Regions from separate parts of the Homo sapiens genome. Here region 1 is linked to region 2. Evidence: chromatin contacts called from ENCODE Hi-C data. All regions are on one chromosome and are shown on one strand. Each heading gives the region's core, a stretch centred on a gene start or an enhancer-like site at or near the end of the contact. The rest is flanking DNA. Distances are from core to core; before and after follow the strand shown. Region 1 holds the start of PPP1R17 (protein phosphatase 1 regulatory subunit 17). Region 2 overlaps PDE1C (phosphodiesterase 1C).

What was found. Hi-C counts contacts between places; a loop is a spot of excess contacts on that map. Pooled maps may share reads with other maps.
Region 1: a pooled map shows a loop between it and region 2 (2.3-fold over the local background). The contact joins the promoter of PPP1R17 here to the enhancer-like site in region 2. A Hi-C loop is called at or near these places in 2 of 50 pooled maps.

What each region holds. Positions count from the first base shown.
Region 1 is chr7:31,685,172-31,690,608 of GRCh38, forward strand. PPP1R17 (protein phosphatase 1 regulatory subunit 17) reads left to right here and starts at 2,044. Exons shown (of 5, transcript NM_006658.5): 1 at 2,044-2,135. It also overlaps a transcript of PDE1C not described here.
Region 2 is chr7:31,808,007-31,814,099 of GRCh38, forward strand. PDE1C (phosphodiesterase 1C) reads right to left here. Exons shown (of 18, transcript NM_001191057.4): 16 at 1,025-1,102. Among named protein-coding and RNA genes, the nearest start is that of PPP1R17, 120 kb to the left of the region's middle. RefSeq lists an enhancer at 3,854-3,953. Within about 2 kb of position 3,830, at least 4 of the 41 ENCODE cell types and tissues checked have a DNase peak (open chromatin) inside an H3K27ac peak, as active enhancers do.

The DNA of each region.
Region 1 (5,437 bases), core at 794-3,293, 120 kb before region 2:
ATTAAAACATTCTTGAATTGACAAAATTATAGAAATGGAGAATAGATTCATGGTTGCCGAGTTTAAAAAGTGATTGGGAGCAGGAGGTTAGGAAGGAACGGAGGGGGGCATGGCTATATAACGGCAAGATAAGGGAGGCTTGTGGTGACAGAAATGTTCTGTATATATTCATGTAAATATCAACATACTGGTTTTGATATTGTAGGATAGTTTCATAAGATGTTACCATTGGATATAACTGCTTACGTATAGGAGATCTCCCTGTATTATCCCTCACAACGACATGTAGATCTATTACCTCAAAACAGTTTAATTCAAAAGAAGAATTCAAGGATTTCAGAAGGAAAGTATATCTTTTCCACTCAAGTGTGGACTGAAGATGCTGCTAACTCATTGGCCAACAAGGCTGTTGTTAAGAAGATAAAGTAAGGCAGGGTTTAATGCCTAGGTGATGGGTTGATAGGTCCAGCAAACCACCATGGCACACGTTTACCTATGTAACAAACCTGCACGTCCTGCACATGTGTCCCAGCACTGAAAATAAAATAAAATTTAAAAAATGAAGAAGATAAAGCAGGCAGTTTTGAACACAGACCTGCTTCTAGGCCCTGTCCCTCAACATCTAGGGCCTTCCCTTCCTAGACAAGAGCATCACCTTTCAGCAACCCTCATCTCTTCCCAGGAGGTCCCAATAAGGATCAACACAAAATGGAACAGGCAAAGAAGTCCATTCTCTGCTTATCTGTTACCATGGCAAAAGTCTAACCCTAGGAGTCAACCTCTTGGTGAGTTTACTATGGTTCTAGCCCTGTTATTTGGGATCCTGGCAAGTGGGAGGGAGGCACCAACAAACACATTGCCAGTGGCAAGCAGGCAGTTGAAACCAAGGGGTTGCCAGGGACCTGCTCTGCAGGGAACCTCAGGTAAGACTGGAAAAAATATGGATGTGTGGATGGTGCTCACGTATCTTCTGTGAGAACATATTTCTTGGGCATCACTGGGTGGTCCATTGGCTGCTATCAGGGGGTCTGGAGCCCTTCTAGTGGGTCCTGATACCTACCTGATCTCCCAGACTGGCCTTCCTGCTTTGGAGTCAAAACTGCTGCTCCTCCAAACCCCAGTGGGCTCTCCTCCAGTGAGCAGACCCAAAACATAGAACCTTCCTCTCCAAAAGACAGCATGTCTCCCGCCTCTCCCACCTTGCTTAAACATCCACTCTTGAGTGCCTACGTATTCCTAATATTGGTACATTTGGCTTTGTTCCTTTGAAGGAGGAAATTTTTTCTGGCCTGCACACTATAACCTATAGAGTTGGGGGCTGCTTTCTTTGCTATGTGCTGTTTGAAATGCTCTCTTTGCTGAGAGGTATTGCAAAGTGGTTACAAGCGTGGACCCTAGCATTTCATTACCCCATTCAAACCCTAGCTTCACCATGTGGGGAGACCTTGGTCAGATGATTTGGTAACTCTTGAGCCCCAGCTTCCTCATCAATAAAATGGGATGATGACTGTAGCTCATCTCACAAGGTTGGCCTGAGGGTTAAGTAAGTAGATATGTGTGAAGTCTCTAGAAGAGTGTCTGGCATTTTGGTAGCCTTACATAAATGTTAGCAGTAGCTACCCTTCTCTTCCTCCTCATGATAGTACTTTGAGAAGCAGCAATAGTGATTGAAAGTACTCTGGATTTAAACTTAAATAGCTTTGAGAGTCGAAATTAGCTGTGGCCTCTCTTGGGCATATCACTTAACTTCTTGTGCCTCAGTTTCCATATTTACAAAATCAGGCCAAAAAAAATCTATCGCATGGGAATTCAATGATGTAGCTGGTTTGTCTGAATTTCTCTGGTGTGCACACCGGAAACTCAAAGCACGACTCTATACTGTACTTTTGTAATGTACAATGATTGCCGTGGAGAGCAGCGATGGAGATGTTAGTCCTCTTTCCTTCTCCATCCCCCTTGCCCTGGTGCCTGTGAAACAGAGCATCCCCATGGCAACAGCAGCAGCTGGTCCCTAGATAAGAGGAGCTGGAGCCGGCCAGCAGCAGCCACTGCCGCAGAGGAGCCAGGCCCAGCCTCGGTGAGCACACACGCCCTCCCTGTCTCTCGCCTTCGCTTCCCTGCATCTGCGCTGATTGGTAAGTGCTTCAGATTTTTACTCCAAGAACTTTTGTGGTGAGAAAAGCAAGTTTCCAGTCAGTTACTGGGACAAAGAAGGCTGTAGCTGGTGGCACGGGGTTGTGCTTTATGGAGCAAGGCTAAGCTGGGGCCGAGTGGACAGCAGAAAAAGTTACCACTTTCAAGTCATTCTTCCAAGGGAGGGAATGGAGTTCTGTAAAAGACTGAACCCTCACAAACTCATTTGCAAAGTTTCAAGATGAAGTTGGTGTATCTGCATATTCACACAGGATAGAGAGGTTTATCTTCCAAGGCTGGGGAAAGTACAGAAAGTATGCTTCTCAAAACACATTCTCCATGCCCTACTTTAAGTCAGTCTCTCCTCCAGGAATACTGCCAATTTAGGTTTTCTAAATGAACAAATCTGATTTTAAAAGACGGTACTTTTTGACCTGAATTCAATCCTCTGGTTAAAAAGAGGTTTGACAATGAATATGTATTTTACATAGCCAGAGGGTGCATTAACGAGATACCACATAGGCTGTGGATACAACCTTCTACCCTTTTATTCCATCCAGTAAATCAAGACCTGATTACTTTGGGGGATATTCTTCAGAATACCGTATGGTAAGCTAAGTGTCAACTCGCTTCTGAGAATCAGTTCTATTATGTTCCCAAGATTTAGAAATGGGTTGGTTTTTGTCTTGAACTATTCTCATCTCATTACCAGCTTCAGAGAAGGCCAGAGATGGGATAAAGAGATAATTCTGATAGATCAATTTAGATAGACATATAATCACAAATGGAGGACTGAAAGATCCAAGAAGGTCCCTCACACTCACGAAAATATCAGTGTGTAGGACCTGGGCTCGGGACTCCATGCACATTCTATGGGTAATACTCTCAACAACCCTGGAGAAGAGCCACTATCTTCCCCCATTTAACAGATTTGAAAACTAAATTTTTGAGAGAACAGATAACTGTCCCAAGTTCACCCAGCTAGAGAGTGGTACAAGCAGCCAAACGTTGGCTTCTACCTTATATTGACTCACAGCATCCAATCTTAAAGTTGAGAGGAATTTTCTTCCCATAATTTAAACCGCATATTCTCACATCCAACTGAGAAAACCGCTCAATGATAAGAGAAAAGACAAAAAATCCAGACCAGCTTCTGACCACACACTGAACCAACTAATGTGTTTCAGCTCCGCTGGTGTGCCTGCCTTTCTGCAATATAGTGGGGTCCCTTTTCTGGCACCCAGTTCCTTCCCCCTTTCAGTTCCTGTTCTCAAAAGAGAAGGTGACCTTTGTCATTAACAATCCCTGTGTATTGTGACATCAATTTACATATTGCTGCTCTTAGTGGTATTTGCATTTACAAGTATCTCTCTGTAAAAAGAAAGGTTTTGTCCCTTGTGAAAAGGAAGGTAAGGATTAGTAAGAGGAAGTTACAAGAGTTTAAAATCTGAAATCCTGAAATCCTTTCTCAAACCCTGAAATCATATCTCTTGGTCTCTTGCATACTACACTGAATACCTACATTCTGTCAAACAACCACAACCAGAAGAGTAATTCGATCAATACTCTTTCATTCTCTAATTAAGAAATCTGAAACATTTTGAAAACCAAAAGGTTTGTTGTTAAGTTCAACACAAACTCATTTGGTAGCAAAGCCTGACCTGAAAGAATGTGAATTTTTTGTGGTTTGTCTTTATGTCACTTAGTGTGAATATTCATAGTTTTGCTGCAGAAATAATGGATGTGACTGCTGGTGCTCCTTGAGACCCCTCTAGAGCTGTTATATAATTTAAACAGTCCTGATTTCCACAGCACGTTTGACTCCAGGCTTGTCACAAGGGTGGGTGGCCAATATTGCAATGACAGTGGCAGTCCACGTCCCTGTGTGAGTGTTAGAATTCAGAGCCCACACTGAACCAATAAGTGGAAAGAGGATGTTAAAAAGGTCACAAGTCTTTGTAGTAGACACAGTTTATGAAAACACCCCCAAATGTGAAGTATTAGACAACAAGCCTCTCTGGAGGCCCTAGCTTTTTGGTTGAATTCTGAAGATGCAGAGGACCAACTATGCAGGCATGAAAGAAAGAGCTGGTGCCTTAGAAAGTTCCCAAGTTACAGGGAGATGATGAAACCTTCCCTGGGCAGCCCAACAAGTGCAGCATCCCTTTATGACACCTGCTTGGGGTAGAGACTGAATTAAAGAGAGGAAGGCGTGGGTAGAGTCAGGAATAGGAAATGGAAATATTCCATTTCCTATGTCAAGAATTAGACCGGCTCATGTCTTAAAACAGCTCACTCATAAAGAGCGCCCCTTCTCACTGAGGATAGAAATGGAGAGTGAGTTGAGAGATGGGGTCATTATACTAACAGGCTATGAAAATTATCAATAAGCCAACACTAAACTCCAAATGTCTTTCCCCTCCACTTGCTTGTTCTTTTCTTTGTGTGAAAATTTTCTCCTAAGAAGTCCGTAATGACATCATTCATGATAAAAGTATCTTCTAACCCCATGAGCAAAACACATCCCTGCACGGCATGGGATATTCTTGTAATGTAAAATCCCAGATCTGGAAATTGTCTCTCAGCCCCTTAGCAAACAGTCTTGCTGGTTCACCACCACCATTCTTTAAATCACACTGATTTGAAATAGTGTTGTTTCTCCCATAGACAAGATGAGCTATGCTGTGGAGGAAGCATGTGTCAGTTTTGTGACGAATCACTGCTTTCCCTCACCTTGTCCAGGGGCCTCTGACATGTTTGATTATTCAATTCATCGGCCAGAGACAGGCTTTCTTTTTCTAGACTGGTGCTGCCATAGCTGCTTTGCTCAGAGGAGGCCTGGACCTCCCGTGGCTAAGCATCTGAAAGAAAAGTTCAATTGCTTTTTAGAATCTTTTCATTATACAACGGGTCTTCCTTAGCCAAAAATCTAGCGTGGTAGATAGACAACATTACATAAAAATAGCTGCCACTTGAATTATGACTACAATGTGCTAAGCATGCAGCTATGCTATTTCATCTTCACAGTTACTCCACCCAGTAGGTATTATTATCTCTATTTTACAGATGAGGAAACTCAGGGTAAGCTCGGGGGACAGAGAGGGACATATGTTTCTGGGTGCCAGACTGTGTGGGCACCACAAAGATGTTAGCCTTTGCAAATTTTATTGTAGCAGACTTAACTTGTGTGGAGAGGGGGCAAAAATGATTCTATTACATTGGGCCCCATTTACTCTCACTACATCTTTAAGATTTAGCAACTTCATCGAAGTCATATGGCTTTTTAGTTTAAGAGCTGAGATTT
Region 2 (6,093 bases), core at 2,580-5,079:
CTTTTTAGAAAAAGTTTGAGAACGGTTTTCATGCATGCAAGCAAAGACAGCATGTCATAACAGCTTAGGGCTGAAAGCTAAAGGGGCTGCTTCCTTTATAATAGATGTGCAAAGAATTACGTTCCAATTTATTCTTACTCTTCCACCTGGTTACCCAGCATTTGTTCTTCAAAGGTATTCTAACCAAATGATTCAAAGAAGAGTTTAGCATCAAATATGATGTCTCCAGGGAGGTATGATTTAGAGAGTCTGGGATTCTCTCAAAAACCACTCCGTGGAAACTTTAATTTTTAGCTTAATATGATGTCTGTGTATGAGGGGATAACTAGTAATGAACCTGTGTGATAGCTGAAACAATGAAGTTTATGTAAAAGGCCAGGGCAGGTGTTTCAATCTTATAGTTCAAAGTGTGAAGGGTAATATAATTTGAACTTTCAGGTTTTAGAAACAGTAAAATGTTGTTAATCTTGCGTTTTGCATTGTCATTGCCTTTAGGACTTGTTCTTGCTGGCAAAACTGTATTTTACAACCATATATGCTGCCTCCCAACATTAGCACTATAAAGACCCCTGTTTTTGTTTTTGTTTTAAACAAAAATAAGAACTAGTTCAAGGAAAAAAAACATGAAAACATAAAACATGGAACATTTCTTATTTATGCTGCATGATTCCCCATCAAAAAACTTATAAATACATTAGCAGTATATGATACTCCATTCTAGCTGTCTGATCAGCAAGTCTAAAATAAACTTTTTATGATGTTTAAGATGAAAAATGGCAAGTAGGAAAAGAAAGGGTATAGAAAACATTTGTGATGGAGAAAGTGGGGTGAAGGGGAAGAGATACAGCAATAATTTATAAATTATTGATAAAGGGATAATAGTACCCTTTAAATATAGTGAAGGGTTTTTTTCAGGATATAAGAATATATTCACAACCACTATTTCAATTTTGGGTATGATTCTAACAAGCTTACATTAAACTGCACATTTTATGGAAAAATGTAATGAGAATAATACTCTTACCATCTGTTTTCTTTGAATCATTTCCGATGTTAGAGTGATCCTTCTTGTCTGTCTTATTTTTACCATCTTTGAAGTCACCTGAAAGTAATAAACATGACAAACAGTATATGTATGCAGCTGAGGGGGTTGTTATAAACATCTTTAAGTCTGCCAAGTTTTGAAAAAGTGCAGCATAATTTTATAGTCATAAGAGTGTATGTGTCTGAGTGTAAATATCTTTTGTAATCACGTTAGGTCCTGGAAATTGGATTGTGATGCAGAAATTGAGGCTGAAAGTTCTTGTTAAACAGAGTTGTAGTTAAGTTATGTGCTTATCTTCTAAGAGAAGCAGTTAAGATTTACTGTTAAGCTGTGGAGTGAGGAGAAACCCGAGCTAACTGTAAGTTCTACCAATTAATAGCTATTTAACTTCTCTGTGCTTCAGTTTTCCTATCTGTAAAATGGGTATGTTAATACCTACCTTATAGGCATTTTGGATAAATTAGAAGGCATATCACTCAATACAGTTATTATTATTCTAAAACAGAGCTAGAAATGGTATTTTAATAAATGATCTTGTCAAAATGTAGTTTGTAAAAGTTGTAAAATGCTATTCTTAGAACACGTGTCAAAAATGTATTTAACCCACTTATGAGGGAATAGTAAGAGGATTCCAAGAGTACTGGAGCTGGGTATTGACAGGTATTTTAGAAACACGTGAAAATATATTTGCTAAGTTAGAGACAAAACTGGGTATATCCTACAGGGCAATAAAACCATAACGTTTGGGGTTATCTTCTCTCTCAGTCAAAAATCTATAAATTAGCATATAACTTCACAGTACCTAGGCTTGAATCAAATAGTAAGTAAAGTTAAACACAGTCATGTTCTTCAAGAGTAGCATTCAGCAAATTAAGGCCCCTGGGTCAATGGTGCCCACCATCGATTATGGCAAATACATTTTCTTGAAACATGGCCACACTTACTCATTTACCTATTGTCCTTGGCTGCTCTCATGCTGCAACAGCTGAGCTGAATAGTTGCAAAGAGACAGGCAAAGCCAGAAATATTTTCTCTCTGGTTCTTTACAGTATAACAGTGCTGCATCCCTATCTAAAATAATTTAATAATCCCTGGGCATGTGTGTTCAACAATATGCCAGTATTACATGAAAAGGTCAGGGGCCTCTTCACCCAGCCTTATTTTCAAGTGTTGGATATTTTCTTACCAGTCTTACTAATGGAAGCTTTCTTTTTAGCCTGCATAAAACCAAGAACACATTCTCACTCAAATACTGGTACTTATTGAAGCCAAAAGATCCCAATAATAATTGGAGTGAGCTGGGCCTCCAGGGAATGTGTATGAGGGACAGGATTTACTCTTGTTTACTTTATTTGTGCCAGGCAGTATGCTAAATGCTTTGCATGCATCATTTTATTAAATCTTCTAATAGCCCCATTATGAAGGGGCTACTATTATTGAAAGTAGACAACTTCATCAAAGATTCATTCACTAAATGTCCAATTTGTAAAATTTGCTGAATATCCCACTCACCAAATGATTGAGGATGTTTTCCAAATTTAAGTTTTTTTCTTGAGGTTCCTGCAGCCAGTTAGACAAACACAGGCCATTCCATCTATGTTAAGGGGTATGGACTGCCCACACATACATTTCATACCCCACCCTGAACTCACATCTGCCACAACCATGCACCTGGATCTCCCTCTTGGCATAACTGCCAAGCCCTCAACTATAGTATTTGCAACTTCTCTATGAAGTTCAAGTTTTAGATTTCAGACTTCTGTTTACTATTTCCATTTCTAAATGCCTTTGGCCTATGAATTTATAAAGAACTGATTATCTAAGCATGATTCAGGACTATTGGGGGCTGTAATATATTCTACAAACCACATACTTGCAATGGAATTTGACAAATACTAAGCTAAGCTAGAAGTCAATAAACTCTTCAGGTTCCCTCTCATTCTTAATTCTGAAATGGGATGGACCGTGATATGGTTTGGCTGTGTCCCCACCAAAATCTCATCTTTAATTTTACCTCCCATAATTCCCATGTGTTGTGGGAGGAACCCAGTGGAAGAGAATTGAATCATGGGGGCAGTTTCCCCCATACTGTTCTTGTGGTAATGAATAAGTCTCACGAGGTCTGGTGGCTTCATAAGGAAAAACCGCTTTTGCTTGGTTCTCATTCTTTCTTGCCACCACCATGTAAGATGTGCCTTTCACCTTCCACCATGATTGTGAAGCCTCCCCAGCCACGTGGAACTGTGAGTCCATTAAGCTTCTTTTCCTTTATAAATGACCCAGTCTTGGGTATGTCTTTATCAGCAGTGTGAAAACAGACTAATACACACTAGGTGGAAGAATTGAGGAGCAGGGGAGTCTACTCTGGCCAGGGTCCAAACAGGAGGATTTTAAGTGCAGGACATGGTCATCACCTCTTCCACCACCAAAAGAGAAGAAATCCTTCAGAGGTCCCACAAAACAGTCCAAATACTGGCTTTTCCCTATTTTAATGAAGCCAGAGATGGACTCAAGGATCTTGAGCACTGTAGTCAAACTAGTTCCTTCTAGTTCATTCTTCCCTCAATGAGCCCCCACACTCTTAATGCATGCTTTTTAAGCCCTCTAGGTTGCTCTGAACTGGAGCTTTACCCACAGCTACAGCAACACCAGGATGTCTTCTGGAAGTCGTGGAGATGGTTCCCTTTGCTGGTTGCTAACCAGCAGCCCATGATGGTTCCTGTTCTCAGCCAGGGATGGGGAGGCTGTGGGAGGAAGTCATCTCAACAGAGGGCAAAGATTAGAAGATCCTGTCACTGCCAGTGGGTGCCCAAACCTTGAAAACCCCTCCTTCACCAACAACCTTCAGCTCTAACTTGGAAGATATCCTGGGCACTCCACAAAGAAGGGGGCTGGGACAGTGACACATGCTTGTTTGATGATGTTGCCTGAGCAAAATCCATTAAGTAATTTCCCATGGGTTGTATCTGGAGTAATGGCTGACGTGAGCTGTTACTCAATAAACAAGGGGAAGTGAAAGAGACTTTCTGTGCAGTTATAAATCATTTTAATTAGGCTGCTGTAATATAGTCCCGAACCACCATTAGGCTTTCTTATTATTGCTCTAAACTGCTTTCTTTTCCCACCTCTCATTTACTGCTTACTTTTTAAGGGAAATGGTAGACTGTTGCTTATTTCAGGAAATAAGCACAGTTGTGAAATCAAGCCAGCCTTGTTGAAGACTCAGGTTCCTGTTTTGTTTCTTTCAGGCTTTCCCCTTAACCAACTTCAAAATGAATTATTATTTCCACATCTGCCCTCTCTGGGTCTTTGTTTCCCTATGGTAGAATTCATATCCTTCTTTGTGACTAGCTTATTTGCATTTATTGGTTTCTCCCACTGACTAGACCTGGGGTTGGCAAACTATGGCCCATGGGTCAAACCTGGCCCTACTGCCTGGTTTTTCATGACCCACAAACTAAGAATGGCTTTTACATTTTTAAATGGTTAAAAGAAGACAAATATTTTATGACATATGATATTATGTAGAATTCAAATTTTAATTTCTATAAATAAAGTTTTATTGGAAAACAGGATAACTCATTTGTTTGTATATTATCTGTGGCTGCTTTAAAATGGCAATGTTGAGTAGTTGCAATAGAGACCTTATGTTCTGCAAAGCCTAAAATATTTACTATCTTGTCCCTTATAGAAAAAGCATGCCAATCCCTGGAATAAGTATATTGTAAGCCTCTTATAAACAGCAGTTAAGTTTCCATATTTCTCTGATGGCCCCTCTCCCTGAAGGCACCAAACCACAGGGACAAGCTGTTTACCTAACAGAGCATTGAGACTCACACAGATCAGAGTTTAACCTGAGATCTCTACTTAATGGTTGCTTGACTTTACACAAGTGATTTCACTTCTCTGAGACTCAGTATTCCCACCCACAACATGGGAATGAGTTTTTCTACCTCATAGAATTGTTAGAACTTTTACATGATTTAATGTAGATAGAATCTCAAGTACAATGTCTGATACATGTTAAGCATTCAATAAAATGGTGGTATTATTGTTATTGCTTTTACTAAGGGCAAGACATTTCTAACCCACTCTGTTAAAAGAAAAAGCAGAGGGAAGAAACACACCTTGCCTTTCTCACCACCCCTTACATGTTCCTCTTTTGAGAGGAGTGATTATTTATCTGGGAGGTAGGGTTGAGCATGCACAGCCCGGCCCAGCCACCCACATCCCAGACTGCTTTGAGATATGTTTTCTGTAAGACACACACCTTTTCTGTCACTCTAGAAGCAGCCTGCCAGGGTGCTGGGGTGGGGGAAAAGTCCTGTGCCTGGCTATACAGTGTCTGGTTGTGTAAATTCATTTCAGAGCAAAATGTAAAGAAGCCCATGTATTCAGCAGACCAACTCTGTGTTTCCCAAGTTCCAGTTTTAGTGGAGCTGATGTCTTGATCATTGACTTTCTGATTTTGTTACCTATCTCTCAGTTGGTTCAGTCCTCAGAAGGGGTAGCAAGGAGGGGCCTGTACTGCCCTCTAAAACAGTAACAGGTACATAATAAATTTTTGTTTTAAAAAATTTTTGTATGAACATATGTTTTTATTTTTTTTAATTTTTATTTCCATAGGTTTTTGGGGAAAAGATGGTGTTTGGTTATATAAGTAAGTTATTTAGTGGTGATTTGTGAGATTTTGGTATAGCCATCACCTGAGCGGTATACGCTGAACCCAATTTGTAGTCTTTTATCCCTCACACCCCTCCCACCCTTTCCCCTGAGTCCCCAAAGTCCACTGTATCATTCTTATATTTTTGCATCCTCATAGCTTAGTTCCCACTTATGTGTGAGAATATACAATGTTTGGTTTTCCATTCCTGAGTTAATTCACTTAGAATAATGGTCTCCAATTCCATCCAGGTTGCTGCAAATGCCATTATTTCATTCCTTTTTATGGCTGAATAGTATTCCATCGTGTGTGTGTGTGTGTGTGTATACATATATATGTACACACACGCACGCGTGCATATATATGTACACACACACACACACAC